4 separate regions of the Mus musculus genome follow, and all the other regions are linked to region 1. A link is a loop called in an ENCODE intact Hi-C map of the cell type or tissue named here. Cell type or tissue: heart. All regions are shown on one strand. Each heading gives the region's core, and the rest is flanking DNA. Links, peaks and the distances in the headings are about the cores only.

Evidence for each region. A loop is a pair of places that touch in the nucleus more often than their neighbours do. Peaks named below come from ENCODE experiments on the same cell type or tissue, not always from the same donor. Only the 100,000 strongest peaks of a DNase experiment are listed, where the experiment ranks them.
Region 2: a loop joins it to region 1, with 4 times the contacts of the local background. A loop is called at or near these places in 4 of 42 quality-filtered maps.
Region 3: a loop joins it to region 1, with 3 times the contacts of the local background. A loop is called at or near these places in 7 of 42 quality-filtered maps.
Region 4: a loop joins it to region 1, with 4 times the contacts of the local background. A loop is called at or near these places in 20 of 42 quality-filtered maps.

The regions. Positions count from the first base shown.
Region 1 is chr15:11,967,644-11,975,277 of GRCm38, reverse strand. 1700047G03Rik (RIKEN cDNA 1700047G03 gene) reads right to left here. Exons shown (of 3, transcript NR_040447.1): 2 at 7,374-7,464; 3 at 5,195-5,808. Among named protein-coding and RNA genes, the nearest start is that of 1700047G03Rik, 4.4 kb to the right of the region's middle. In heart, for the core only: a CTCF peak has its summit at 3,246 (motif pointing left); DNase peaks (open chromatin) are centred at 3,217 and 4,457.
Region 2 is chr15:10,466,240-10,473,873 of GRCm38, reverse strand. Dnajc21 (DnaJ heat shock protein family (Hsp40) member C21) reads left to right here and starts at 3,358. Exons shown (of 12, transcript NM_030046.2): 1 at 3,358-3,609. The coding sequence starts at 3,513. In heart, for the core only: no CTCF peak of the experiment used is centred there; DNase peaks (open chromatin) are centred at 3,263 and 3,543; H3K4me3 peaks cover 1,897 bases; H3K27ac peaks cover 1,392 bases.
Region 3 is chr15:12,821,816-12,829,449 of GRCm38, reverse strand. It overlaps 6030458C11Rik (RIKEN cDNA 6030458C11 gene), which reads left to right and starts at 4,793. Exons shown (of 9, transcript NM_029998.3): 1 at 4,793-4,983; 2 at 5,744-5,889. The coding sequence starts at 4,903. It overlaps Drosha (drosha, ribonuclease type III), which reads right to left and starts at 4,635. Exons shown (of 35, transcript NM_026799.3): 1 at 4,512-4,635; 2 at 3,283-3,385; 3 at 2,158-2,223. The coding sequence starts at 2,174. In heart, for the core only: no CTCF peak of the experiment used is centred there; a DNase peak (open chromatin) is centred at 4,709; H3K4me3 peaks cover 2,916 bases; H3K27ac peaks cover 1,853 bases.
Region 4 is chr15:12,248,776-12,256,409 of GRCm38, reverse strand. It overlaps Mtmr12 (myotubularin related protein 12), which reads right to left. Exons shown (of 16, transcript NM_172958.4): 8 at 4,982-5,057. Among named protein-coding and RNA genes, the nearest start is that of Mtmr12, 48 kb to the right of the region's middle. In heart, for the core only: no CTCF peak of the experiment used is centred there; no DNase peak of the experiment used is centred there; H3K27ac peaks cover 240 bases.

The DNA.
Region 1 (7,634 bases), core at 1,159-6,158:
ACCCTTTTTCAGAAAGAGAACCTTCCTTCTCTTCTGGAAATGCTGCCGTATTTAACTAACCAACCAACCAGGATCTTTACGGTGGGTGAGCGTAGGATGCTTTCTGGAACCCTTTCAGATTCGCTCTTAACTAGCGTATTTAACTAGCGAAGTGAGTTAGTTACTCCTACTCTAGTCCAGTAGACACTGCAACCAGATAGCATGACCTCGGTAGACCTAGTAACTATGGTTAAGTAAGTGGGATTAAAATTTTAGACACTTCATTGGAATAAAGGTGTGTAAGGAAAGGAGAAAATAATCACATAGAAATAAGAGTTAGAAACATTTATGACATCTTTGAATTACTCTCCCAGTGGTTGTAGAGCAGCTGTGGACCGGGTCAGGGTTGGCTTGGCTGTCAGGGCAAACACTGGTTCAAGTGACGACTGTGGTTGGAAGGAAGATGGGAGCTTTTGGTCTGGGAACTTCAAACCTCCCACAGGAGCAATTGTCACGCCTCCCTTTTCCCCTTAGCAAGACATATCCCAGCAGCTGCCGTCCCTTCAGTACTGGGACCTAAGGTATTACTGTAGATAACGAAAGAAGGAATGCTAAGCTTTCTCCATTCTGTACTGAAGAACCTTGGGAGTTTTGTGAGCCTAATGCCTCTACTAAGGAAGTAACACCACAGATGGCCCCTCTGACTTTTAGTCCAGCAACATGGCTGCTCTGGCAAGGGATCACATCGAAAGACCTTCGAGGTCTGTGATCTGGCTGGACTACAGACATGCCCTTAGTACACACCTTTAATTCCAAAGAATGAAGGTAAGGTTGGTTTGTAGACGAAAACAGCCATGTTTGAAAGTGCTGTATAATTGAGGGGCAGACAAAGTGACAGGTCATAGAAGGATTTGACAGAATGCGTCAGAGATAGGATATACCCAGCTCATACAGGAACAGCATAGGAGAGGCTACTTAAGAGCAGAGAGAGAGAGAGAGAGAGGGGGAGAGAGAGAGAGAGAATATGTATGACAGTTTTAGAGTCAGATTACAGAGAGAACAAGGTAGACATAAGTGAAAAACAGAAGGAGCCAGAAGATTAGAACATTGCCAAAGTTGGTTTGAGGCCAAGCAGAGCAATTCAGGCAAAAGCCAAGAGAAGCTGGATGGAATCACTCAGCTTGGAAGATTAGATTGTACAGAGGCCGGAAGCTTCAATGCCGAGACTTAGGGATAGTTAGAACAGAGAAAGAAATGCTCCGGGCTCAGCCCAAGCCGTGCCTTCACACAGCTTGGGCACAGCTCTCATCTCATTCCTTGACCTGAGGAAATAAAAGTGACCATTACACTAGTGTTGTGTGTCTTTTTGAGACAGAGTCTCATGTGGCTCAGTCTGGTCTTGAACTTGGTACGTAGTAGAGGAGGACTTTAAACTTCTGACTTACACCTCCACTTCCAGGGTGCTGGGCTTATAGATGTGCATCATCACAGTAGTTTATGTGCCGCTCGGGCTTGGGGCTCTGTGCATGCGAGGCAAGCACTTTGTTAAGACAGGCAAACCCTGACCCTTACGCTTCACTGTACTAGACACTTGGACTCTTTTTCCCACCTCAGTTACTTCGGGCTTGGTTTTACATTCATAAACTCCAAACCTATGAGAAATTTGAACAAATGGTTATAGGAAACCAATCTGGCTTCAATTTATGACTACTTTACGATGAGGTATACAGCTTGCGAGTAGCCAAATGGAAGGGTTGGCGGAGCATCTTTGTCTTCCCTGAGGGCTCCCGCTCCTGACACCATAGTATTCGCCAACACAGGTCTGGAAGTCCGTCCCCACCCCCCCCCACCCCCCCCATGTAGTACATTTGTAGTACATGAGAAATTTGAACAAATGGTTATAGGAAACATATTCTTCACTCGTTAATTCACAATGTTTTTTGTCTTGCTGTTTGAAAATAAATTGTAGATATATCTACGCACACATGTATGCTTCCATGTTTCCACTGAAAGAGTTTGGAGGTAAAGTACTTTTCCAAAACCGCCTGTAGTGGTTTGAATGAGAATGGCCCCCCTTGGGCTCCTAGGTTTGAATGCTTGGTCTAGTTACTGAAGCGTTTGGGGAAGGATTGGGAGGCATGGCCTTGCTGGAGATAATGTTACTAGAGGTAGGCTTTGAGAGTTCAAAAGCCCAGGCCGATCTCAATCTCTCTGCCAGATGCAAGCCCTCAGCGATTGTTCTAGTGGCATGCCTGCCTGGGCTAGCCTTTTCTTCTTTTGAGACATATTTGTTGTGCGGCCCGGAGTAACTTCACATTCACAAGCCTCCTGCTCAGTCAACCAAGTGCTGAGAGTTCAGGTTTGCCCTGCTATGTCTGGCTTCAATTTATGACTACTTTACGATGAGGTATACAGCTTGCGAGTAGCCAAATGGAAGGGTTGGCGGAGCATCTTTGTCTTCCCTGAGGGCTCTCGCTCCTGACACCATAGTATTCGCCAACACAGGTCTGGAAGTTCCCCCCATGTAGTACATTTCTGTGGAGTGCCTTAGTTCTTTCCCCTTTAAGGTGATTAGACACTCTGGCAAAAGCAACTTGAGGAAGAAAGGGTTTGTTTTAAGGTTACAGTTGGCAGAGTGTGTTCCTACCATGTTCAACCCGCAAGCTTGGTTGCAAGATTACCTGAGCAAACCAGGTGGAAGTCAGTGAATGTGGAAGTCTGAAATGTGGCCAGGGCAGATATACAGGCAGGAAATGGGACTCCTGGTCCCAAGCGCCAGTTGGAAGCCTTATTGCAGGAGGTGGTGGCACACTTGACTATTGGCAGGTTCCATTCTCCTCCCTGTCTGGTGCAGACGTCTTTGAGGAAGCGTCTGTTGAAAAAGGTCTTGATGATTTATAAAAGCATCAGGCCGAGGAACTACTGTTGCTGATCGTCAGGTGGACTCTTCAGAACTCGATTCTCTATTTGTGACTGGAAAATTTGGACTCTTCTTGCTTTTTTTTTTTTTTTTTTTTTTTTTTTGTAGCGCCAATAGATGTTTAAACATAGGTGTGGCCTATGAATGGCTGCCTAGGAAGCCAGACGTATCGTGAGCTATGAATTAATACTGTGTACAGGGAGTTTCTTGATGGCTTTGGATCACACACTCAAGAGAGCTCCGTGCAAGGAAATCTGGAAAGTTCGTGCTGTGTCACACTTGAGACAGCTCTACCGCAGCTCAAGGAGCACGCAAGCAACAGGGAGACGGTCCTGCAGCACCACCTGGTGGCTAGGAAGGGGATAGAACGGTGACCACACTGGTCAAACTGGTGAAATAGATGATTTCCAGTCAGCTCGGGACCAGAACAAAACACAGCACAGAACACAACAAATATTAGATGAAAAACAAATAAACAAACAAACAAAAAATAAAGACATAATTTTTATTATTAAACCTGTCAAACTTTAACACTTCAGTTAATATAACTTCAATAAAAAAAGACAAGGAGGGCTGGTGAGATGGCTCAGTGGTTAAGAGCACCCGACTGACTGCTCTTCCAAAGGTCCGGAGTTCAAATCCCAGCAACCACATGGTGGCTCACGACCATCCGTAATCTGAGATCTGACGCCCTCTTCTGGAGTGTCTGAAGACAGCTACAGTGTACTTACATATAACCAATAAATAAATCTTAAAAAAAAAAAAAAGACAAGGAAAAAGCTGACCAATTTGTTCATAAAACGGATGGGAAAGTTGGAGTGTAGTGGCCACATCTTCATTATAAACGCTCTGATGTGATTTTGAACAAATGCCATAAATATAAATATTGCTTTACAGTAACAAATGAACTTGTTTCTTTTTAAAATGTATCTAAGTTAGCTGAGTTTGGTGGCATATGGCTGTAGTCCCTGACATTTAGGAAGCTGAGGCAGTGGGACTTTGAGTTTGAGGTCAGCCTGGGTTACATAGTAAATTCCAGGCTAGCCTGAGCTACAAGAGGAAGACTGTCCAAAAAAAAAAAAAAAAAAAAAAAAAAAAAAAAGCAAACCTGGGGAAAAGATCCGTTATAAATTAAATTGATGACGTTTCCACCTATGGGGATAACGTATGTTTTAAAAAGCATGGCAAAGAAATTGGCTCACAGGGTAGATTTAGCACAAGCTGAAAACACTTTAAGGGCATCCTTAGCAAACAGAGTATTAATTTTAAAATTTTATGTAGAACGAACAAGTCAGGCTACATGCATTTTCATAAGTCATCTCTAATCTTGGATCAGCCAGCTTGAGTAACTTTTATCCAGAATACACTTGTCTCTCCTCAAGCTCTAACTTTGCAGGAGTCCTCTATCCCTGTTAGATTTTCAAGTGAGCGAGACTCAGATTATGTGGCGTTCATTTAGCTTTAGTGCGGTCACGGGGTAAACCACCCTACTACACTTCTCTAGCGAGGCTGGCTACTTCCCCAGCTCTGCTCCCCAGATACTTGCTGTTTGAGTCTTTCTAGGCTATTTCTGCTCCAGCTGTCTGTCCTGGCAGACCCTTTGACTCTGGCGCGTGTTCCTGGTCCATCGAGTCTAATGGAGCTCTCCTCCTCTCCCTTCTTCTTTCTCCTCTGTGCTCTCTCTCGCCCCCTTTCTCCTTCTCCTCTTGGTCCCTGCCTGTGATCCCTGCCTGGTAACTAAAACCCTGCCGCCTCCTACTCTCCCCAGGAATTTACCACTTTTATTTAACCTATAGATTTAAATTGGGGAACAAGGTTTACCCAACAAAGGCTGGCATATGTGGGAATTCTTGGGGCAGCCAGATCTTGGAGTACAGAATTTAGCATTTGAATGCACAGCAGCACCAGGCCACCCCCAACCGTTACTTGTGTTGGTTCTTAGATATTATTTGCCACTGAAAAATATGTTGTGTGGAACTCTTAAAATAATTGAAAATACTGAATAATTGAAAATACAGGAAGATAAGTGATGAAAAGATGAAGCTAGGGACACCAGGGGCTACACTTGTGAATTCTCAGCAACCTACTGACTAAACATGGGCTGGTTACAGAAGACACAAATAGACATGCTAACTTGGGTGAGGTTGGGGTGGTCGGGTGGGGTGGCCCAAGAAGATCCAACCCTACATGAAGAACTACAGGCTACTCTACGTTGCCGAGAGAAGGAAGAGCACGCCTGCTGGCTATCCAATACCGTGTGGTCAGCCCTGAAAAGCATATATACATGTAACATTATGCAGACAGAACAGGTTGTATTTGTATGTTTAGTAATATATATGCATAAACATATTTGCATGAAATGACAGTTAATAGAGGAAGGGGGACCATTTTCTTGAAAGTGAGCAAAGAGGGGTATATGGGAAGGCTCAGAGGGTGGAAAGGGAAGGGGGAAATGATGTGATTATAATCTCAAAAAAAATAATAAAAAATATAACTGCTGCTAGCTCACTCCCTTAAAATGTATGAAGACATCTAAGGGAAGAGTATTTAAGACACTCAACAGACCTTCCCGGTAACCACGCCCTCTCGGCCCACCACTGTCGCTGCTATGATCTGGTGCTGTGGCCTCACATGGGGAGTGAGTATTCTGGATTTCGAGGCTTTTATTCCATTCACAGGAGTTTCTCTGTATCAGTAAAACACTGTGAGGCTGACACTCCACGAAGAGGCAGTGATCATGTTGGCTCTCCAGATGGAATCCACAAAGAGACGGGCGTGAAGCAGCGCGGTTTTCAGGGGCTCAGAAAGCCTCATGTGAAAATTGTGCCGCTGATAGCTGGGGAATCAGGAAAGGCAGACGGACTCTATGACTTCGTTGTTTCCTCCTCATAGTCTGAGGTGAAATATGACTGGAAAGAAAAAAAATAGCTGATTAGACTGGGAAGTATCCTTCCGTGGGGGAGCTTATTAGAAATACAGATTTCAGGTCTCATCCTAGGCTTCCTCTGTCAACACGATCACCAGGTGATGTGGGAATGCCTTAAGGTTTGCCAGTGCTGTCTTGGAGAAAGTTGAGCAGACGGTTTAAGAGAGAGCTGCTGGGCCTGGAGAAACAGCCCAGAGGTTAAGAACACTGACTGCTCTTCCAGAGCTCCTGAGTTCAATTTCCAGCAACCGCACGGTGGCTCACAACCATCTGTAGTGGGACACACACCTCGTCTGGTGTGTCTGAAGACAGAGAGACAGCGTACTCACATACATAAAATCTTTATAAAAAAATGCAGCTGCTGTTGTACCGTGGGTGGCAGCTTCCTCTTTCAAAGCACGTTAAGTCCCAGCGGTACCCCGTGGTTGGATGGATGGATGGATGGATGGATGAGTAAATTGGTGTATACCCTGGCTTACTTATCCCCCCTTAGCGGGACTATGGACAGAGTGGTTTATACAAGGGATCTATCTAGTTCCTGGTCAGGTGAATGGACTCATAGTTCACCTTACTTCACTGTTGTGGCTAACTCCATGCACACCCTTTTTTTAATCAAAAAAAAAAAAAAAAAAAAAAAAAGGATGTTTGCTTGTTTGGTGTGTGTTCTTGATGCCCAAGAAGCCCCCCCCCCCCAAGAAAGTGTATTAACTCTCTTAGAACTGGAGTTATAGTTGGTCGTGAGCCATCATGTGGGTGCTGGGGACTGAACCCCAGTTGTCTGCAAGACAGCCTGTGCTCTAAATCACTGAGTAGTTTCTCTAGCCCCCTTCATGTGACCTTTATAAAGAACTGGCCATTTATTCTGCAAGATGTCAGTGTGTGTGTGTGTGTGTGTGTGTGTGTGTGTGTGTGTGTATACGAGATATGTTTCCTTGTCTAGCCTTGGAATTACAGAGATCCACCTGCCTCTGACTCCTGAGTGCTAGGATTAAAGGTGTCACCATGCCTGTCCCACACAATATCATTTTTATAGTGTGTCTTGGTTAGTTTCATGTCAACTTGACACAAGATAGAGTCATCTGAAAGGAGGGAACTCAATTGAGAAAATGCTTCTGTAACACCCAGCTGTATGGCATTTTCTTAGTGGTTTCTTGGGGAGGGCCTAGACCGTTGTGGGTGGTGCCATCCCTGGGCTGGTGTTCTGGGTTCTATAAGAAAGCTGGCTGAGCAAGCCATGGGAAGCAAACCAGTAAGCAGCCTCCCTCCATGGCGTCTGCATCAGCTCCTGCCTCCAGGATCCTGCTCTGGTTGTGTTCCTGTCTTGCATGCCTTTAGTGATGAACGGTGCTGTGTAAGTGGAATAAACCCTTTCCTCCCCAAGTTGCTTTGGTCATGGTATTTCATTACAGTACTAGTCACCCTGTGATATAGAGAATTGCGAATAAGATGATCTCATACCGTGTCCCTATTCTATCTGTGGCTTTCCTGCTGCTGTGATGAAATACCATGGCCGAGGCAATGTGTAGAAGGAAGTTTATTTGGACTTACAGTTTCTAGAGGGTTAGAGTCCATGCTGGAGGAGAGAGGCATGACGGCAAGCAACAGTCACAATTAGGAATGGACAGAAAGCCGAGGGAACCTGAAGCAAAAAGGAAAGAGAGGAAACTTGGCGTGGCTTAATTCTTTAAACTCTCAAAGCCCGCCCCCAGTGACGTACCTCCTTCAGCATGTGCACACCCCTTCCTAAGCCTCTCTTGCTGCACCACCAACCTGGGACCAAGTGTTTAACTACTCTACGCTATGGGACAC
Region 2 (7,634 bases), core at 946-5,945, 1.5 Mb after region 1:
GGCCATAGCTGGTTAAATACAGAAGATTAAAATGGCCATTGGTAGAGCCGGGCGTGATGGCACACACCTTTGATCCCAGCACTCCGGAGGCAGAGGCAGGCGGATTTCTGAGTTCAAGGCCAACCTGGTCTACAAAGCAAGTTCCAGGTCAGCCAGGGCTACACAGAGAAACCCTGTCTTGAAAAAACCAAAAAAAAAAAAAAAAAAAGGCCATTGGTTATTTAGTCAGTTGAATAAAGCCTTGAATGAAAAATGAGACTAAGGTGTTAAACATCAGGAAGAGTTCATTAGAGAATATATTATATATTATTACATATTAATTATTATAAAAAGTTGCCAGTTTTGAAAGACATGAACTTCATTTTTTAGATGTCTGCACTGTGAGGTTTTGGTAGAATTTTCCAGTTTCACAATTTTCCTTTTGCATTTTTTTTTCCTCTTAATTTCTCTTTTTTTTTTTTCTGTTTTTTTTTTTCTTCGAGACAGGGTTTCTCTGTGTAGCCCTGGCTGTCCTGGAACTCACTCTGTAGACCAGGCTGGCCTTGAACTCAGAAATCTGCCTGCCTCTGCCTCCCATGTGCTGGGATCAAAGGTGTGTGCCACCACGCACGGCTCCTCTTAATTTCTCTAGTCATAGTTTTAAATTAACAGTTTAATTTGGGTTTTTTATTCCCCAAATTGCATTCCTTTCACTCACAGATCACTTATACAAAATCAGTATGTTTAATTAAAATGCCTTTTTAACAGAATTTGGTGACTCATGCCTGTAATCCTACCTAGCTCTAGAGACCTACTGGCTGCAACTATAGACCTGCAAGTTCCAGACCAATTTCGACTACATAGTCTCAAAACCAACCAATGGAAGATGACTGAAATAACATCCAGTTTAACTCTGTATTTCAATCCATTGTAATGGGCCAAAATAGATGACCTTCACCCCAAAGCAGTAAAGAAATTTGCAGAGTTTACAAACAAGTACACATGGCTGAAGGGGAAAATCCTCCACCCCCTAATCCATTCTCAGGAGAAGGAAGATCCTAGGTATCTTGCAAACCCAAACTTTTCCAGCCCTATCCGTTACCACCTTAACAAATGATGGAGAAAATAGGCAACTATTTAAGTAATGACTTAGATATCTAATATGTAGAGAAACTGCTGAAGCTCAGTTGGGTTTTATGATTGTGTAGGGGGCAGGATATTAAGGAAAGGACTGTCACCTTTATCTGTTTAGTTGCTCCCTGTACCGAAGATGCTATCAATGAATGTCTTTGCTATATATTATTAAATAGAACCCACAGCTACCTGATGTATGTAAACATTCCATCTTAAAGTTATTAATGTGCTTTCATAGGCTTTAGGATACCATTTTGACATCTAATAGATTGGAATAAATGTACAGACATCTCATCATGTATGTAATATAGACTACTCCAGCCCCCAAAACCTGTTGGCTAAATACTACCCCATGATTGTATTCTCAAGCCAATTAAGCTAATAGCAGAAAGTTAGGATTCAAGAGAGATACATGGCTGGTTAAGCTAGTAAAGTCTCAAACATTGGGGCAAAAGGCAGAGGTCCGTCCAACTCACCATATCAAAAGCAGACTTGGCCTTCAGGTTCTCCCCGCATCCCTAAGTTCCTACCTGTTATAGGCATAAAGTGTCCTTTACCCTCTACCAAGGACTTTCCAGCCCAGGAGCTACACTTCCCCCTGAGGCTCTTCCCTGTATAACCCAGCCATTTCAGTTACCTGCTTCTGGTCTTACTCTACGCCTCCCCTCCCCCCTCCCCTCTCCTTATGTGGCTCAGGGTCACACTCACTCTGGACTCTGCCTATGCTCTCCCTTATCTCCACAATAAACTTTCTCCTCCACCAAACCTAGGAGAAGTCATGTCCATTTATCTATCATCTATCTATCTATCTATCTATCTATCTATCTATCTATCTATCTACCTGTCATTCAGCACTCAGGTTTCTCTTAGGTCATATAAATATCTTAACTTTTATTAAATATTTCCATGTAAAGGAACAGGTTTTTGCGGGTTGTAAAAAAAAAGACATGTATTTAAAAATTATTTTATTTTTTTAAATCAGAAAGCTGGTTTTAAACTCATGGCAATCATTTTTGTTTTGGTCTCCCAGTTGCTGGCAATCACAGGCATGAAACATCATCTCTAGTCAGGCAACTCAGTCTTCTAGAGTTTGCAAACAAAAGCACACAGGGAGGAAGAAAAAAAAAATGTGTCCACCCCCACCCCACCCCACCCTCATCAAGGAAAGTTCTCAGGAGAGGAAATGCTTTATATAAACTTTTTGTTGTTTTGTTTTGTTTTGTTTTTCAAGACAGGGTTTCTCTGTATAGCCCTGGCTGTCCTGGAACTCACTTTGTAGACCAGGATGGCCTTGAACTCAGAAATCTGCCTGCCTCTGCCACCCAAGTGCTGGGATTAAAGGCATGTGCCACCACCGCCTAGCTCCTCTTTTCTTTTTAAGGTCTTGTCTTAGCAAGGCTGGATGTTAAGACATTTCACAACACTGGTTAGTTGATGTTTCTTTATGACTTATTCTTAGGAAGAGTACTTGTTATGATGTGGACATTTTCTGCTTAATATATGTGTAAAAGAACCTAGTCTGGCTGTGGAGGCCAGTAAGCCCAGCACTTGGGAAGCAGAGACAGGATCATGAATTTAACTCATTATTCAAGCAGGCCTTGAATTCACAGATAATTGAAGGTGTGGTTCGGAATTCCTGAATAAACTGGCCTCTGCCTCCTGGGTGGAGGCTGGGATTAAAGCTGTGTTCTTCATACCGGGCACCTAGCCTGGCTTTTGGTACGCTACCTTTAAGATGCTTTAAAAACTGATTTAGGCAATGACCTTATTTACTGTCCCTTATTATGCATTATCAGGCAAGATGGGGGGGGGGGGGAATTAAGAGATCCTAGGAAGTGGTAGCTGAAGAGAATTGAAAAGATGGTAAATCCCGGTGTGTTTCCACCACGAACTTCTGGCTGAAACTCAGCACTTAACTCCTTGAAGCTCCAGTTGCCTCGTCTGCAGAGAACTAATCCGAAGGTCCGGAAGGTATTTCCCAAACTACTTCCTTATCAAGCCTACCTTGCCCTGCCTTCAGGCCGGCTAGGAGTGCCACCCAAACAGCCTACTGTGTCCCTCACAATGACTCTCGGCGTGGCTCCCCCGCCCAGCCTCCCCTGCCCAGGCCCCGCCTCCGCGGCGCGCCGCTCCCCCGGAACCCAGCCCAGCCCCCGCCCATGCGGAGCTGTCGGCGCCGCCCCCTCCGCGCGCCCGCGTGCCGCAGCCCGCGTCGTCCACCGCCGCGCGCCTCCGCCACCCCGCGCCGCTGCCGCCGCCGCCGCCGGGCTCGCTGGCTGGCGGGCTGCTGGCGCCGGGCTCCCGCCGGAGGAGAGGACAGCCAGCGCCGCCGCTGCGGCTTCTGCCCGGGCCCGGGCGTCGGCCCCGCCCCGGGCCCCGGCCCGGTGTCCAGCCCCGCCATGAAGTGTCACTACGAGGCGCTGGGGGTGCGGCGCGACGCCAGCGAGGAGGAGCTCAAGAAGGCCTATCGGAAGCTGGCCCTGAGGTGGCACCCGGGTAGGTGACCGGCGGGCGGGGACCCAGCCGGCCGACCCCGGGCCTGGCGGGGCGCACGCCGTGGGGACGGCGGGGCCCTGCCCGCACCGCCGAGGGGAAGCGGGCTCGGCGCTCAGCCGCCTCCGGCTCCTGCGGCCGGGCTGCCGGCCCCTCACGTCGCCCGGCCAGCCGGGGGACAGGCTTTTAAACAGGCCCGCTCGCGCCCGCCTTCCCAATGCCCAGGCTCCCGCAGACCCGGCCCCGCACGGGACACGAGTTTGCCACGGCGGGAGACCTGGGCGAGGTTCCTTAGGAGTTTGCTTCCCCGGCATGGTTGCTGTGGTTGTGAAACGGGTCTGCGGGACTTTTGGCGAAGTCTCTTCATCTACCAGGCTTCGAAACTTCGGAGTTGAACCCCGTCTGTTTGGGAGTCCCGAGGCTCAATCCCGCCTCTCTGGGTACTGGGAATTAAAGCCAGCGCCGCGCACCTGCTGCCAGGCGCTCCAGCATCCACAACACCGCCCCTGGTTTTTTTTTTAACGAATCACTTTTGAGATGGGGTCTCTCGCTACGTTGCCAAGGTAGCCTTTGAACGAGTGATCGTCCTGCCTCACCTTACCAAGTAAATTACATGCAATTACTTGGGATTACTGTCCATTGCCATCAGGCATGGGTGATTTTACATACTTTTTTTTCTTCGTGACTGGTTTACCTGTTTTTTGTTGTAGTTGTGTTTTAAGAATAGTTTCGGTTTACCTTTAAGCTGTTCTTACCAGAGTCTACAGAAGATGGATAGTCATATAAATGACTAATAAGTTTGGAGTGTTTGTTTGTTTGTTTAAAGGAGGAAAAAACGCCATATAACGCAAACAAGTTGAAGCTCAGTTTTTCTCATCCCTGTCGAGAAGATGCAAGTCACATGCATGAGGGTATAATATGTAGATTTTGGTTTTTTGTTTTGTTTTTAGCTGGTTTTTTGTTGTTGTTGTTGGTTTTGGTTTTGGTTTTTCGAGACAGGGTTTCTCTGTGTAGCCCTGGCTGTCCTTGAACTCACTCTGTAGACCAGGCTGGCCTCGAACTCAGAAATTCACCTGCCTCTGCCTCCCAAGTGCTGGGATTAAAGGCGTGTGCCACCACTGCCGGGCTATATGTACATTTTGAAATGCTAAAACAGGGACTTCAGTCTTGTTAGGAAAACAAGCCTTGCACATATGGACGCAAACTATTTGTCTGAGTAAAATAGTGTCATTGCTGTTTGGGTTAATACAGCAACTAGTGAGCACTCATGTAATGGGGTCTGGGTTCCTCTGTGTACCTAGAGATGCTGAGGCATCAACACAGGGAGGGCCTGGGACTGTCCTGTTTCAGGAAGAGCACAAAGGTGGGCCAAAGAAGTCCCAGGGGAATGGAGGGCAGTACTTACTGGGGAAGGATATAGAATGGTTTGCAAGAGTGGAAGACTGGAGACCCTAGTAAATGGAACAAAAACCATAAGTATTGGTGTGATAACAATAAATGAGAAACGTGTGCACACACCTATTGAAAGGGCAGAATTCTTATCATAGCAGGATGTCAAAAGAAATAGTCAAGGTAGATAAATCCAAAGAAAACATACGTTGTCATAGTGTAATGGCTAGTTCTCATTAGAAGCTGAGTTAGGAATTGGAAGGAAGTTGGGAGTGCCTTGATTTTCAGAATGAAAAGGTCAAGACAGAATTAATTCTAAGGGCAAATGCATACACTTTGCTAGGTGAACCAGTCAGGAGAGGTTTCTGCCCTGGTTGAATATGCATTCTGTGGAGACACAGGAAAGAAAACAGGGATTTTGAATCCTAGACGAGAAGGTCTGTGTGAGGGCAAATTCAAGTGTTGATTAGTCCATGCCTGGCCAGCTTTGTGTATGTTGGTGAGAGACGGGAAAAGCCATCCTGGAAGCTTGGCTGTGAAGAAGTAACTGTGGCTATTGGAGAGAGGAGGAAGGAGCATAAGAGAAAGGCTAGCAGAACCAACCAAGTAGGAGCAGGTCAGGAGGAATGCTAAATTCTGGAGTAGCATTTTAGCCTGAGAGCTTTGGTAGACCATAGAAGAACTGGAAACACCAGGGCGATAAATGTGACCAGTTTTTCAAGTTTCTCTTTGGTTGTAATGGGAGAGAGTGTTTCAGAGAGAGAGGCCAGCCTGGAGGTGATGCCAGAAGTACCATAGTGGAGATACTGAGCAAGATGCTAGTTTCTCAGTGGTTGAGAGGAGGGGAGAAAGAGATCGTGGTGGTAGAGGAGACCACTAGAAGGAATAGTGATAAGGGACCAGTGTCCAGGCACAGGCCTGTACCACCATGGGGCTGCCATAGGAATGCTGTAACAAGAGAAGTGCAGAGAAGTGATGCTTTCTCAGAGCAAACTTTGCAAGGGATGGGCCGACAAAAGCTTCCAGAAGGCATTGTAAGAAGGTTTAGGAGATGACAGCAGAATGTGGGCTTGTGTCAGGAGAAAACCACACAGAATAGTGCAAGAGTGGACGCCTGGTAAACCGCAGTGACTGTTTGCGGTACTTGTGCCAAAATGTAGGCTCCTTTTTTGCTTAACAGCTTTAGACTCCGGCTGTTAATCTCAGTTCGACACAGCCATCTAGCACAGATGCACTTACGTAAAGTGAAAGCCATGTGACAGATTGAAAACATTATTTAAGAAAAAAGTTCTATTCAGAAGTTATATCTTGTTATTAGATGGTGTATGCATAGGTTTTGTGTGTTTAAACGCGCTAGCTTTCTACAAATTTCTTTAGGGAGGGAAGGGATGGGAAGAAGTTGAACCAGGTGCATTACTGATAAAAAGGAACACACACCTGGCAACCGTTGTTTATTGTTTTTTTTTTGTTGTTGTTGTTGTTTTTGGTTTTGGTTTTGGTTTTTCGAGACAGGGTTTCTCTGTGTAGCCCTGGCTGTCCTGGAACTCACTTTGTAGACCAGGCTGGCCTCGAACTCAGAAATCTGCCTGCCTCTGCCTCCCGAGTGCTGTGATTAAAGGCGTGTGCCACCGTGCCCGGCTGTTTATTCTTTTTTAATTTAAGAAGAATCAATTGTCAACTTTTTTTAAAAAGTTGTTAGGTTATTTAATTTGAAAGGAACTATTGTGTCTTGACAGGAATATTTGAGACTTAAGGTTTCTCCCATTTTTCTAGGAAACCCCCCGCCCCCCCCAAAAAAAGGCAGAGTAGACTGTTTAGCAACCCCATTTGGGGTATGCTTGTGAATGCTGAGATGGATGTCGGAAAATACCAGAGTGTCCTAGGGATTTCTCCTTCATCCTTTTCTCCTTGGAACTGTTTATGAATGAGTTGATGAAGACATGGAGATCGTAACACTTGTCATACCTTGAAAGGTTATAAGGGTTGTGTGTGGCTGAATGTGGCAGGAAGCTGGCCGTCATAGCAAACTCAAAGACCAATTTATTTTTTCTCACCTCGGAAGAAATCAGAGGTGGCTAGTTCCCGTGTTTCATGAAGCCACGGGAGAATTGCTCCATCGTCCTCACCATGTGTGTGTAACCCTTGAATCAAACATAAACAGTGAGCCTCAAAGGCAGAAGTGCTTTCTCAGCTGGGACAGCTTAAGATAGCAGTTCTCTCCTATGGCCCAGTGGACTTTAATGCCTAGCAGTTCTCAAATGGGCCCTCTTTTGTCATCCAGAGTGACGGTTCAAGATTCTAGTCACAGGAGGAGGAACATGTAAAGAAGAGACAAGGGTTTATGCTAGTTGCCTTTTGAGGAAGATTCTTAAAACCCACTGTAGAGTAGTTTCGTAGTCTTTATTAACTTAGTCATGTGTTTGCACCTAAACTTTAAGGGTGAAGAACTGAATCTTTACTACAAGGGCCAGGTGTTATTTGGAAGAAAGGAACCGTAAATTTGGGGTGTGAATTTGTCTGCTGCAATTCTTGTATTAGAGAGCTAAAGCTGGAGGAGGATACAGCAGGTGGGGTAGGGCACACTGTAACAAGGCCACCCAGCAGGTGGGTTGGGGCACACTGTAACAAGGACCACCCAG
Region 3 (7,634 bases), core at 1,586-6,585, 850 kb before region 1:
CATGAGACTGCTTCTAACAATCCAATGATGAGATTAGTGCCCTTATGAAAACAGAAGAGAGCCTGGTCTCTACCTGCTGAGGGAGGATACAACAAGAATACCACCTGATCGTCAAGACAACAACCTTCACCATGAAAGCGAACCTGAAAATCGATCTTGCTGACACCCTGACAAAAGTCTCTAGTCCTCCATCAGTGCGCCAGCGGGATTCATGCCAGGACCTTGATTTCTACAGTTACTAAAAAGCAGGAACGCTAAATTCTCTTCCCAATAAATAGCATTTGTTGAGTATCAAGACATATACACATACCATGAATCATCCTGAAGCCTTTTTCTCCTTTACCTCATTACTAAAACTTTATCTCAAAACTAGAATAATGTATGTGTCGCTATATCTTAATAAAAAGGTTCTTGGTGTTTTGCTTTGGTTTGATTTTGTTTATTTTTTTGAGATATGGTCTCATTCTGCAACCCTGGGCTGCCTGGAACTTGTTATGATGCAGGTTGGTCTGGAACTCACAGAGATCAGCCTGCCTCTGCCTCCCCAAATAAAAAATTCCTACCATTTTCTTTGCAAATGCTTTAATAATACTTAGTAAGCACTTCTTTAACTAGCTACCATAATATTCTTTCTAATCTTTCAGCAACCCCATCACCACACTGTTTGCCTTGTAGGACCGAGCAACTGATAGATCCTTGGACTTCCATTCACAGCTGCTGCTGACCATTGTTGGGAGTTGGACTGCAGACTGAAGTCATCAACAAATTCCCTTACTATACAGAGACTACCCATGAGTTCTGTGACTCTAGAGAACCCTGACTAATACAGAAGTTAGGCTCCAGTGAAGGAGTGGACTTGCTTACAAGGCAAGAGCAAGCGGGCAAAGAGCAGGAGCTTCCTTCTCCCACACCCTTACAGAGGCTTCCAAGCAGGAGGTGTGGCCCGGCTCCCATGCAGGTAGATTAAAGATGCATCTTCCCACCTCGAAGATCTGCATCAGAAGTAGATCTTCCTACTTCAAATTAAGCAAAAATCCCCTCAATTGTCGCTTCTATTTTTGGGTTTTAGTTCCAGATTAGTCAAGCTGACAGTGAAGAATACTCATCACTAACTTCTATATTAGTCAATGTAATAGCCATTCAGGGTCGCCTTCTAGTCATTCGCCTTGAGAGATTTAACTGAAGGCTGAGCCAGAATATAAAGCTCTTGCTTTTGCATCAATCTGCATCTCAGTGTCTCAGTGTGTGTGTGTGGGTGTATGGGGGTGGGGGGGTGGGGGGTGATCTCAAAGTAAGTACACTGACCAAGGGTCGAAGTCTTACAATAGCAGGCTAAGAAAGGAGTAACAGTGTTAGGAGGGGTGATAGATCCATGTCACCATGGGGAAATTGGACAGCCTCTCCACAATGGAGGTAAGGATTATGTCTGGAGTGCAGGAGATCCCTCAGGGCAACTCTTAGTACTACCATGTCCTGTGATTAAAGTCAGTGGGAAACTACAACAGCCTAATCCAGGCAGGCATGCTACAGGAGGAGCTGAGAGGTCTGCATCTTTATCTGAAGGTTGCCAGCAGAATACTGCCTTCCAAGCAGCTAGGATGAAGAGTATTAAATAAAGCCCACACCTACAGTGACACACCTACTCCAACAAGGCCCCACCTCCAAATAGTGCCACTCCCTGGGCCAAGCATATACAAACCATCACAGTTAGCTAGAAAAAGAGGTAAGCTATTCTAACAAAGTCTTCTTATGAAATGAAGAGATTCACTGTATAAATTCTCTAACTCTAGAGAACCCCGACTAATACACCTTCCTTAGATTTCCTGTTCTTACAATACTCTCCACGGCTTCTCAGCAGGTCCTGCAAGCATCACAGTTCAACAATCATTAGGTAAGTCTACCTTCAACACTGACGTGCCATCAAGAACTGCAAGCTCATGGGGGTTGGGGGAGGGGGCTCTAGGATGTTTCTTTGACTCTTCTGGTCTGGTTCCTAGCTGTACTCACAAATCTCTGAACAAGTTATGACCACAGATAACAGAATGAACTCAGTCCCTGCCCTTCCCCTGTATCTGAACCTTTCCCACCCTCTCTGGCGCACTACCTTCCCTCTCTTCTCTAGGCTCTCGAAACTGCCATTCCTAGAATACCACTTACCACGTATTGCCTTGCATCTCGATGCGTCCTGTAGAAAGGCTACATCTTCCGCTCACGATGTAGGTTCTACAAGACAGAAAAGGTTTAAACACATTTCTAAAACTGCCAGTGCTAAAAATGAGAGGAGGGGGCGTTTTTGTTTACAAAATTTATAAAACTACCTTATCAGTAATTTTAGCCTATTCACAAAATCAGGATTTGTATTCACAAAATACTGAGCTATTGTCCATTTTCCAAGCAAACTGCCTGCTGTCCTTATTAGCTGGACAGTTGTGCTAGCCCAAAACTATCCATTGCTAAGATGACCAAAAGCAGCCACCTCCAGTCTCTGGTTTAGTAAAAGACTTAAGGAAAGACGTCCTCCATCCTCCACAGACAAATTTCCCTTCACTGTAGAGCTAGGATCAAACCAACACACACACACACACAGAAAAATCCCAGTGAAACCTGAATTCAATTTCAAATACAGCCACAACCTGACTAACCAACAGTGACCATTCTTCATTCTTTACTTTGTTCTCAGTTCTTCCCACAGAACATTGTAAACACAAATGAACTTCCACAAAGTGCTTTCTCTCTCTCTCTCTCTCTCTCTCTCTCTCTCACACACACACACACACACACACACACACACACATTGGGCTATCCCAACACTGCAGAGGCAGAAACAAGCAGGCAGCCTGGTCTACAGAACTAAAATTCCAGGACAGCCAAGGCCCAATAAAAAACAGCTACCAAATAATAAGATAAATGGTTGCTCCTCAATCCAATACTCTCATGATTAAACTTGGGACTCAAAGAGCTACTGCTGGTACCACAGGCTACTCACAGTATTGAGTACAAACACCACGCTTGGCATTGGAGGCCCTACAGAACCTGAACCCAACTTTCCCAGGCTTATCACCTGATTTCTTTCTCCAAAGCCCCTCTTAGCCCATACTTTCCAGGTCAGTTAGCATAGCAAGCACTAACAGGAAACGTCTTTGCTTCTGCTCTCCCTTACTTGGCCAGTGAATTCCTACCGATCCACTAACCTCTTGTGAAGAACTGACTTCCCTTGGGAACGCAAGCTCACTCCTAGATTGCTACTGCTTAGTGTAGACTCACTTCTTTTACGGAGCTTACCAGAATCTGCCGTCTGTGACAGTCGTGTGTGCCCATGTTGAACTCCTCCGGCATGTCCGTGAATCAAGGGTTCATTCAGTCATTCCTGCAGGATTCACAGTCTCTGCACACAGTAAACCGCAGGCAAGTTTGACTCTCCCTCATTGTGCATGCCTCTAAGTCACTACAATTCCCTTCCACCGCTCCCCACAAATACGCGTTTTCAAAACCACCTGGGAGGTATACATTCACCGATTCCATCACTTACTGAGCCAGCACACGTGAGACGCTTTCCCAAGCTCTGTAGGCTCAAAGATTATAAGGCACACAAGCCTGCAGAGTTCAAGGATCGCAAAACCCATATACAAATGTTTATATAATAACAACAGTAATACGATGTCCCGAACACTATAAAAAGAAAAACGCGATGTGATAAATACAATAAAGTAAGGATGTAGAGAGTCCTGGAGAATAAAAAGGACTCTACTGAAGCTAGAGGTGGACAACAGTCAGGGAATTAACACCTCTCCACAGTGAGAAAACGGCACACTCCGTTAGAGAAGCTAGACAAAGGCCCTGGCAGTGGTGGCGCACGCCTTTAAACCCAGAACTTGGGAGGCAGAGGCAGGCGGATTTCTGAGTTCGAGGCCAGCCTGGTCTACACGGTGAGTTCTAGGACAGCCAGGGCTACACAGAGAAACCCTGTTTCAACACACACTCCCCTCCAAAAATAAAAGCTAGATACTGTACCACTGTACTATGGATGCGAAGTTCAAATCAATGAATTTAATGCAAGTGGGAAATACCTATTCTTGGGATGCCCTTTGAAAGCAGGGAAACCGAGGGCGCGATTCTGAACAGTTTACTCGTCCAGGACCGACGACACACAAGACTTGCAAGGTGTGCCTTTAAGTCACTGAAAACCCCGCACTTTCCCCAGGTTCAACCTGCAGCCCGGCCTCCTGCTGGATGAAGAGCACGTTGGCTGGTTTGCATCTCCCGCCAGCCTGCGAGGTTAAGTACGGGACTCCGGGACTCGCCTCCCCCCGCAAGCCGGGCGGCCCCGCGCCTGGACCACGGCTCGCGCTTCGCAAATAGATGAAAGGCTTCCTATCTACGGGATCTGTACCGGGTCGCTCTTTTCCCCCTGGCCGCAGAGCTGCCCCGAAGCCACCCAGACCCAACTCCCAGGATCGTTTAGGTCGATACTCGTTCTCTGAAAACCCATCAGGCGCCCCCCGTCTACCTACAGAGAGTCCCGGGGTCGCCGCCATCAAAGCCCAGCCTGGTTACTATAACACCCTCCACGGCTGAGGCGCCACCCACGCCTCCGGAACAGGAAGCCCCGGGAATTAAAAGGCAAACCGGAGAAATCCGGACCTGGGGAGGGAAAACTCTCCGGAGCGCGTCGCAGCACCTTTTGCACCGTGATTGGCGGATCAGCGAGAGTGACGGACGTATAGACCAATCGACATTGTCTACAGGTCTCACACTCGCCCTTCCACCGTGTCGTCCTCCAATCCGGAAGCGCAACCGGGTGAGCGCGCGTTTCCGCCGCGATCGTGCCTTGGGGGCGCGCGGCTTCGGGCAGCCGGGCTCCTCTCCCGCGTGTCCCGCGGCCTCCCTGAGACGCGCGGAGACATGAGTGACACCGGAGGCGACCGCGCGCGACTCAGGCGCTACACCAAGCTCCCGGTGTGGGTGGTGGAGGATCACCAGGAGGTGAGCGGGCGACACAAGCCACGGAGCCCTGGCAGGAGGGATTCGAACCCTAGCAGCCTGCAGAGGCTTGACCAGCACCTAACGCTGGCTGCAGCCTGTCCCCCACCACCACCAACGTCATCATCCCACGGTTTAACGAGAGGGTTAGCCAGGACCTGAGGGACCATAATCGTAGCTCGTGTCATATGAAGAGGAAAGCCTTCAGCGCTTATTAATGTACAACATGGCAGTGCAGTCGTAAAGTGGGTAGACTTCTGGAAGACGACCTAGCAAGTCTGGATTTGTTTATAGGACCCCTGGAGGGTCTCTGGATATAAAACAAAAGGGATCAAGAGTGAAGCTCTGCGATACACCCCTTCCCCCAGGAAAAGTGGGTTATTTACTGATGGAGAAAGTTAAAGGAGGAAAGAAAGAAGATCTCTGAGACAAACCCAACTTTGGGTTACTCTGTGCTTTTTAATTTGTTGGTAAACTTGGATGTATAGCATGTAGGAGGAAAAAGTCATCTAGTCCCACTTCACCATCCTAAAGGGACAGAAAATGCCCTAAAACTTAGAGTACCTGGAACACAGTTTAATGCTAGAGTGAGTGGTTGGAGATTATCATCAGAAACCATCTATGGTAAAGCTTTTTTTTTTTTTTTTTTTTTTTTTTTAATGTTCCCATGTTTGACCACTTGATGCACTTCAGGTTGGTGCAGTTTCTTGTTTTGTCTGCACTTGACAGTGTGCAGTTCTCACTGTGTGTGTCTGTATTACAGGTTCTGCCTTTCATATACCGGGCCATAGGTTCGAAGCATCTTCCTGACAGTAATATAAGTTTCTTACATTTGGACTCCCACCCAGACCTCCTTATCCCTGTGAACATGCCAGCAGACACTGTGTTTGATAAGGAAGCACTCTTTGGGTAATGTGACTTTTTTTTTAGTCATATTTTATGTATTTGAAATACAACATATAGCAGATGATAAACAAGAGATTTTGCTACACTCACATTTGCATTTTTTGTTTGTTTGCTTGCCTTTTAAATTTTTATTTAGAACATTTTTTTTTCTACCCACTAAAAGAGCCAAATAGGGATCAGGTGCGATGGCTGATCCCTGTGATCCCAGCCCTTGGAACGCTGAGGCAGGAGAATTACAGTTTGAGGAGAGCCAGGGCTACATTGAAGCCTATTTATGGTTAAGTGTTGTCAAGATGCTTGGCAGAGTCTAGAATTATCTGAGAAGTCGGTTGCAGGGCTTGCCTGTGGAGGATTATCTTGATTGGATTAATAGAGACCACTCCCTTGTGACCACCACTTGTGAGTTTTTGGGTCCATTCTTTTTCAAACCCCCACACATTCCTACCCTTGATAACTAATATCTTAGTGTACTGGTGGGTTTTGTGTGTCAACTTGACACAGGCTAGAGTTATCACAGAGAAAGGAGCTTCAGTTGAGGAAATGCCTCCATGAGATCCAGCTGTAAGGCATTTTCTCAATTAGTGATCAAGGGGGAAAGGCCCCTTGTGGGTGGTGCCATCTCTGGACTGGTAGTCTTGGTTCGATAAGAGAGCAGGCTGAGCAAGCCAGGGGAAGCAAGCCAGTAAAGAACATCCCTCCATGGCCTCTGCATCAGCTGCTGCTTCCTGAACCTGCGTGAGTTCCAGTCCTGTCTTCCTTTGGTGAAGGTGAAGAGCAATGTGGAGGTGTAAGCTGAATAAACCCTTTCCTCCCCGACTTGTTTTTTTGGCCATTTTATTTTGTGGAGGAACACAAACCCTGACTAAGACACTCTCCCACTGAGGCCCAACAAAGCTGCCCTGTTGGGAAACAGATTCCACCGCCAGGCTACAGTCCCACCCCCACCCCACCTCCCAGTTGTTGGGGATCAACCTGTTATAGCCAAGGCCAACCTTGAACTCCTGCTCCTCCTCCCAGTGCAGGGACTGTATGCACGTGCCACCGTGCTCAAGTGTCTGCATTCTTTTATACTTCCAAAAATCAAGCCTTGGAAATAATGAGTTGTGTTGTTTGTGTTTACTTTCCTTAAATTAAAAATGAAATTTGTAAATGTTCATTGTAAAATATTAAATTATTATGTCTACATAAACAAGTTTTCTTACTTTAAAAAAGTACATTTATAAAGCTATTGCGTGGCATTATTTAAATTTTTTAAGATTTCTTTAATTTTTGCCCTTGTAAATGACACCTGGACTCTCATCCATTTCATTCAGTCCATTGTTTATGTCATTTTGATTGAAAAAGTTATGATGAAAATTCATGCTCTTACGGAAGGGATTAGAAAACAAGATAGTAGTGTCAGTACTAACTCAGATAAGTAATGTCCTCCACCAAAACTCCACAAGCTTCTAAAGCTTGACTAGGATACAGAATCCACCAGTTCACCGCTCTGCTGTCTAAATAACCAGTTAATTGGTCTTTCAAAGAAAAAGTGATACTTATTTCGCAACTCTGTTATTGATGATTCAAGTGCTAATTTTAGAGGGGCTGGGGCTTTTTCTTGAAGCAACTGTTGTACTTCACAGTCTATAGCAGTTTTGGTGTGGTCCTCTTTTTGCTTCACATAATATTTTAAAATATCTACTTAGGAGCAAGAATTAATAAAACTGAGAACATTTTTCAGTCAAACTACCTTTGGACAAGAGTGA
Region 4 (7,634 bases), core at 1,044-6,043, 280 kb before region 1:
TGGACATGGAGGAACAACAGCCAAGACACAGCATAGGGGCCACTGGGGTCAATGGACATGGAGGAACAACAGCCAAGATACAGCATAGGGCCACTGGGGTCAATGGACATGAAGGAACAACAGCCAAGACACAGCATGGGGGCCACTGGGATCAATGGACATGGAGGAACACCAGCCAAGATACAGCATAGGGCCACTGGGGTCAATGGACATGGAGGAACAACAGCCAAGACACAGCATAGGGGCCACTGGGATCAATGGACATGGAGGAACAACAGCCAAGACACAGCATAGGGGCCACTGGGATCAATGGACATGGAGGAGCAACAAAGGGAGGGGGATGAGTAACTGAAGACAGGCTGAGGTGCCTGCATGGTTTTTCCTGGGCACTGCTTTTGTTATTTGGAAATGACCCCGGGCAAAGTAGTGTGCCTTGGTGCCTTGGCTAGGCACACAAGCACAGCTTCTGTGTCCTGCTACAGGTGCTGCAGTGGCTAACTGTCTAGACCTTGCTCTGCCGACCACACCATCTACCTTGGCTCAAGTAATGTTAGGAAGAAAAAAATGGAGGGGTGTGGTCAGAAAGCTGGCTCAGCAGGATGCTTGCAGCTAAGGCTGACAATCTGAGTTCAATTCCTGGAATGTACATGATGGAAGAAAAGAACTGAGTGTATAAAGTCCTCTGACCTGTCAGACACACATTACAGAATGAATGAATCAATGATGAATGAATGAACGAAATGCCAGTTTTCCCTCTTATTAGGCCCCATTCAGCACCACCTGCCATGAACAAGTCATACCTTGGATAAGGGAGCAGCTGCCTGGACAGGAGCTAGAGAACAGCAGAGCCATCCAGGACTCCGAGAATCAGAAAGAACTGTCTTGGGGCGCTATGAGGGACTATGTGTTCAGGAGAGTGGGCTGCTGCTACTGACATGGGAAGTGATGTCAACTAGAGAGTGAGCGCTGAGGACTGCTTTAGCATCTGTCCCCCAAAGAGCAACTCCCCTTCTAGGGCCAACCTGAACATGTAAGTCATACAAGGCAGCGGTATTCAGACACTGGAAAAACCGAGGGGTCCTTTGTGTCTCTCCCCCTCCTCCACTATGACAGAAAACAACATGCAAAAACTACCACAGGCTTCTATGTCTGCTGCCAAAAGGACAGAGGAATTTCTTGAAACCCTAAGTAGTCACGCCTACCAGCTGGTGGAACTTACTTGGATGTAGACGAGGGGCACTCCTAGTCACGACTGGATGACAGTACCCAAAAAATGAAACGTCTCTAATCATTTTAAGTTCTTTTTTTTTTTTTTTGTTTTTTGTTTTTTGTTTTTTGTTTTTTTTTTTGAGACAGGGTTTCTCTGTGTAGCCCTGGCTGTCCTGGAACTCACTCTGTAGACCAGGCTGGCCTCGAACTCAGAAATCCGCCTGCCTCTGCCTCCCGAGTGCTGGGATTAAAGGCGTGCGCCACCACGCCCGGCTAAAAGAGGTTTTTTTTTTTTGGTTTTTTTTTTTTTTCGGTTTTTTTTTCGAGACAGGGTTTCTCTGTATAGTCTTGGCTGTCCTGGAACTCACTGTGTAGACCAGGCTGGCCTCGAACTCAGAAATCCACTTGTCTCTGCCTCCCAAATGCTGGGATTAAAGGCTTGCGCCACCACCACCCGGCATTTTAAGTTCTTATTTGGGGCAAAAAGTGGGGAAGGGGGCAGACCTTTCTTACTTTTCAGTTGGGACATATGTAATAACCTTTATAACCATAATTGTGTCATCTCATATGAGGCACAAAGAGACAACTAATTGCTAGTCTTTATTTCAAAGAGTAAATCTAAACAAGCAACCTAGCAAAAATGGCAAGGACGAGAATGACCTGACACTATACTGGTGATCAATGCACAAGTCAGAAGAGGGTTAAAAGCCATAGCCGCAGCCGATGCACACGGCGAGGCCCTGGATGGGAGGCCAGCACCAAATAAAGGGAAAGAGAGCGAGTGAGGCAGAGAGGGGAGGGGAGGAGATTGACTGCTGCATCAGCGTCCAATCCATCCTGTGTGGTATCTTACTGCTCTCCATGCACCCCACTAAGGATGTTAAAACAGCAAACACCACCTTCCTAAAATAAAGCTCCTAACAAATGTGGCTGGCTCTTCCCCTACTTCTTAGGAGACAGTTTCCTATGCCTCAGCCCCAAGGCCTGGAGAGAACAAGCTGTATCTAGATTTCCCATGTGCAGCCATGAAGGAGGAGCCTCATTCCCACGTGTGTGGATAGCTCTCCTTTTCTGTTTCTTCCCACGTCACACGTCACACCCTCTTTTCTATATTTCTCCATGAAGGTGGAGACACTCATTTTCATTCCTCTCAAGCAAGTGTACTTTTCCAATAGTACTGCGCACTGTTCTGAGACCCAAGGCCCTTGCAGGTACCCACAACACCACAACATTTCCACTGTGCTGATGTGCACTGGAGGCACAGTACCAGTACGTGGTGAACCTACTGATGGCTCAGCACCAGTCAGAGGTTGGTTTTCCCTCTCGGCCTCCACTGATTGCACAGAACTCTTCATCTAGGCTTCTGAGCTTATGGACTCTACCCCATTCACAATGGCATCTCAGTGCTCTCATTGTGTGGGTCATTTTTAGGCAGCTAACCATGTTATTGAGGTTTCATGGGTTATCTAATTCTAAAGGGTCAGCCATCAATATGGGTTCATATAAGCAACACCAAACGGACTCAGTACACTGTGTGTATGCATGCACACTACTTATACATGTGTATGTGTGCATGTATATAGACATATGTATACACATGGAACAATTATATCCCATGCAGTTATTATACTATATAATAATTAAGGCAGAGTTGAGAGAGGGAAGAGTAAAGTGATGTAAATACAGTGTTCGTGTACAAAGTCCTGAAAAAATTGTATTTCTAAAAAAATTTACAAGGTGAATAAACTGAATTTATCACTTCACAGAAAGCAATTTATAAAATGTTGTCGATGGGGGAAAAAATTAAGCTTTAAAGCAAAAACTTAGAAATGTGGAAAACTAGAATGTAACATTATGAATAGCTTCCTATATGGACTCTTCTGGTAAGAGGATACGACTGAAGGGTCAGTATCTACATGTCTCACCCATGAAACAATATTTCCAGAATGTGTAACAGGACAAAATGCATCCTTTAAATTCCATTCAAAGTTTAAGACAGACTGGTGGATTTTAATCACAAAAAAGGAACAGTTCCTTGTGTTTTCTTTTCTTTTTTTTAAAAGATTTATTTTATGTATATGAGTACACTGTAGCTGTACAGATGATTGTGAGCCCTCATGTAGTTGCTGGAAATTGAATTTTTAGGACCTCTGCTGGCTCCAGTCAGCCCTGCTCATTCCGTCCCAAAGATTTTATTTATTATTATACATAAGTACACTGTAGTTGACTTCAGACGCACCAGAAGAGGGCATCAGATCTCACCACGGGTGGTTGTGAGCCACCATGTGGTTGCCGGGACCTGAACCCAGGACCTTCGGAAGAGCAGTCAGTGCTCTCACCCGCTGAGCCATCTCGCCAGCCCCTACTTGTGTTTTCAAATTCCTTACTATGGTCACCTTTGTGAAACTGTTACGGACCATGTCTGGTGCACCGTCAAATAATAAAATGCTCAGTCCAGCCTATCTATGCCTTCCTTTCCAAATGCACATGCCTGAAGCTGGAGTTTCTCTGTGGTCTGTAACTGGTCTTCTGCATACCACCACAGACTGAATAAAGGAATCCAGCTGTCTTTTATTTCCAAAATCCAAAATTGTGCTATCCCATTTGGCTTTTTAGATAGTTATTTTCCATAAACGTATATGATAAATGCTTAATGCTTAATGATAAAATGCTTCTTATATTTTTTCATTAAAATTCAATTTGACAAAAAAAAATTAACACGGTCTCACTCTAGTCTACACTGGTCTAAAACTTAGGGAATGCATGCTGGCTTCAAAATCACGGCAATCCTCCTGGCTCAGCCAGGGCTGGAATCACAGGCATGAGCCATCACACCCAGTTTTAACTGGAATTTCTAAAATGGCACAACCCACATAAACAAAACTCTTTCACAACTATGGGGATTTTCAAGAATGCAAAGGTAAGTATGGAAACCTCAGCTGTCAGTCAGGGCTGGACACTGGTGGAATGTGACCCAGCTACATCCCAAGAACTTTTTTCAAATTCTCCAATTTAACTACATCTAGTTGGAGATCAGGAAAACTCACATAGCAATCTGCATCTCTGGCTTCCTCTAAAAAAAAATCCAGCCACCTGGCAATGTTCAGTCACCAGAGCTACAGGCTGGTGCTGAAGCGCTGCCCTTCTGGGCCAGACACAGGGATATTCACTCCCTGCCCAGCCTGCCCTCCGTGGGCTCTGGGAATGTGACGGTGTTTTACCATCTCAGCTCACACTCCAGACTCTTCTGGCAGAGCAGCCTTGTGTACGTCACGTGCTTACGATTCTGATTCCTGACCAAATTCCCACAGGCTGTGGAACTCTGTCAACAATTAAAAGTCGGGTCCATCTAGTCGTGCTTTATTAGGCCAGTGACATTAAAGATGGCTCTCATCCCTTCTATCCTGTGCTTCATGCTGTTTTATAAGAGAAGCCTCAGCAATGCCCAGATCAAGATTAACAGAGCTGGCCCAAAGCAATCTTAAATCCCACTGTGAGTAGTGTCGGCTCAGGCACCGAATGCTGAAGTGTAAAGCAGTGGGCCTACTCTCCTCCTCAAGTGCCTCAGCGTCTGCCAAAACCTCAAGATGGCTTCGGACTTGCTCCAGGGAGCTCACCTTTAGGAGGCAGCCTAGGGAGTCCCTGTGGTATTTTGGATTCCTCTTACACTGCAGACAAACTCTGGAGCACTAAGCCAAGGGCCCTAAGGATCAATGCTAGGATGGGCTGAGAGCGCTGCGTCTTCTCTGCCGGGGTTTCCAGATGTACTTACTGGTATACCATGGCCCTGAAAACGCCTCACATCGTCTTCCGGAAGGGGAGTGGGGACAACGAAGTATGCTGGCAACCTAGAAGCAAGAGATAGCATCAGTTCTTAGACACTTACTTCACAAAATCTGTAAACACTCACAAAAGAAAAAACAAAGTGTTACACAAAGGACCACACTTCCGTTGAGACCCAGCCCAGGTGAACTGCTATCCCTGGGCGGCTGACTGCTGACAGACAAGCACTGTGATCAGACAGGCTAGGAATCCGGATTCCAGCCCTAGCTCTGCCTATGATTTGCACAGCCCTGACTCTGCTGGCAAGGGAGCTAAGTTGTTCTGCCCTTCTGGGTCGGTGTCCTCTTCTACAAATGAGGAAGATGGGGGAGTGGGTATGGCTCTGCAGCAGAGCCCCTAGCCCTTACAAGACTCTAGATTTGACCTTTAACACTGAAAAGGAGGGAGACTAGAAAATGTGATATCTAAAAATATATATAGTTCAAAATTTCATCAAAGAGTAACAACACAAACACCTGTGTTGCTTCTAATTACACAAATCGAATGTGAAAATTGGTAACCATGACTGCTATCCATTTTATCACAACTCTGAGACAGGCATGGCGGCATGACTTTAATTCCAGCTCTTAGGAGACTCTCTCTGTGAATTCAAGGCCAACCTGGTCTACAAAATGATTTCCAAGACAGACTGGGCTACATAGGAAAATCCTGTCTCAAAACAACACAAAAACACAACAACAGGAGAAAGACCCAGTCCTAGCCTACTTCTGCCAACCACTGACGTTTATGAGTGCTCCTCCGCGGCAGACTTCCCCAATCCATTACACGAACAATGCATTTAATCCAACATCACTGTCAAGACTGTAGTGTGATCATTTCATTTTACAGATAAAGAAAAAGGGAAACTAAGACACCACACTGACTGAGGCTCTTTCTGAGTTACACTATTGAAGTGGAAACTAATGGGTTCTTTGGAAAGTCGTTTGGATGGTGTTTTACTGGGGGAAACACATGAAGGAATGTTTTACTGGGGGAAACACATGAAGGAATGTTTTACTGGGGGAAACACATGAAGGAATGTTTTACTGGGGGAAACACATGAAGGAATGTTTTACTGGGGAAACACATGAAGGAATGTTTTACTGGGGGAAACACATGAAGGAATGTTTTACTGGGGGAAACACATGAAGGAATGTTTTACTGGGGAAACACATGAAGGAATGTTTTACTGGGGAAACACATGAAGGGATGTTTTACTGGGGAAACACATGAAGGAATGTTTTACTGGGGGAAACACGTGAAGGAATGTTTTACTGGGGGAAACACATGAAGGAATGTTTTACTGGGGGAAACACATGAAGGAATGTTTTACTGGGGGAAACACATGAAGGAATGTTTTACTGGGGAAACACATGAAGGAATGTTTTACTGGGGGAAACACATGAAGGAATGTTTTACTGGGGAAACACATGAAGGAATGTTTTACTGGGGGAACACATGAAGGGATGTCTTACTGGGGAAACACATGAAGGAATGTTTTACTGGGGAAACACATGAAGGAATGTTTTACTGGGGAAACACATGAAGGAATGTTTTACTGGGGAAACACATGAAGGAATGTTTTACTGGGGAAACACATGAAGGAATGTTTTACTGGGGAAACACATGAAGGAATGTTTTACTGGGGAAACACATGAAGGAATGTTTCGCTGAAGCAGACACAGGAGAGAGAATGTTCTGCTAAAGCAAACACATGAAAGGCCATGTGATGGATTCTCTGTTAACAACACACATGTATTGGTCCACCTTACATTGCATAGCAGAGCTCAGTTTGTGGAACTCTGAGGACTCTGGCTGACTGGATGCACATGCCGAGACAAAACGTGATGCTCGGAGGATATAAATGGACTCAACAGAGCAATAGAGACAGAACTTGACTTGCTGGTACAGCTAGCTGTACAACACTTGTGGGTCTCAAGTCTTCACTGATTTTCATTTCCCTGAGAGAGACACAGCGGAGAACTCCTGGCATCCCTCCGGGTCCCTCCTGCTGACTGGTTAAGGCCTGGCTGTCTCTGCTAGGTCTTGTCACCACTGTTGCTAACCTGACTCTACTGAACCGGACTGCTGGTGTAGTGTTTGAAGTGTCTGTGAGTGGATAGAGCTGCTGCTGCCTGCTAACCTGTGAACTGCCGATTTTCAGACAACATAGACGGGAGATGCTCCAAAGAAACTTTCTAAAGAGGTCAACCCCCACCTGTGTCTTTTCTTTTCCGCTCCCTCTGGTTGGTGGGCCACAAGGGAGGTTAAAGCACTTAAGAACCATCATTAAAAATAAGGTTTGAAAATTTAGTTATACACTATGATTTTGTTATCTTCAGGAGAAACATCTTTACAAGAATATGCCTGCTAAACAGAAGAACACGAGAAAGCTAATTTTTCAAAGTTGCAGGAACCAAAACCACATGGGTACATTGGCTCCTCGTCATAACTAAAGCCTCCTGAGACTGAAGGCACCTGTGTGGCTTTGCTGTAATGGAAAGTAATCAGATGGTGTTTGCATATACACTGCATGCTTGACGCCAATCTGTCAGAATCCTCGATAGGACAAACTTCAAAAAAAAAAAAAAAAAAAAAAAAAA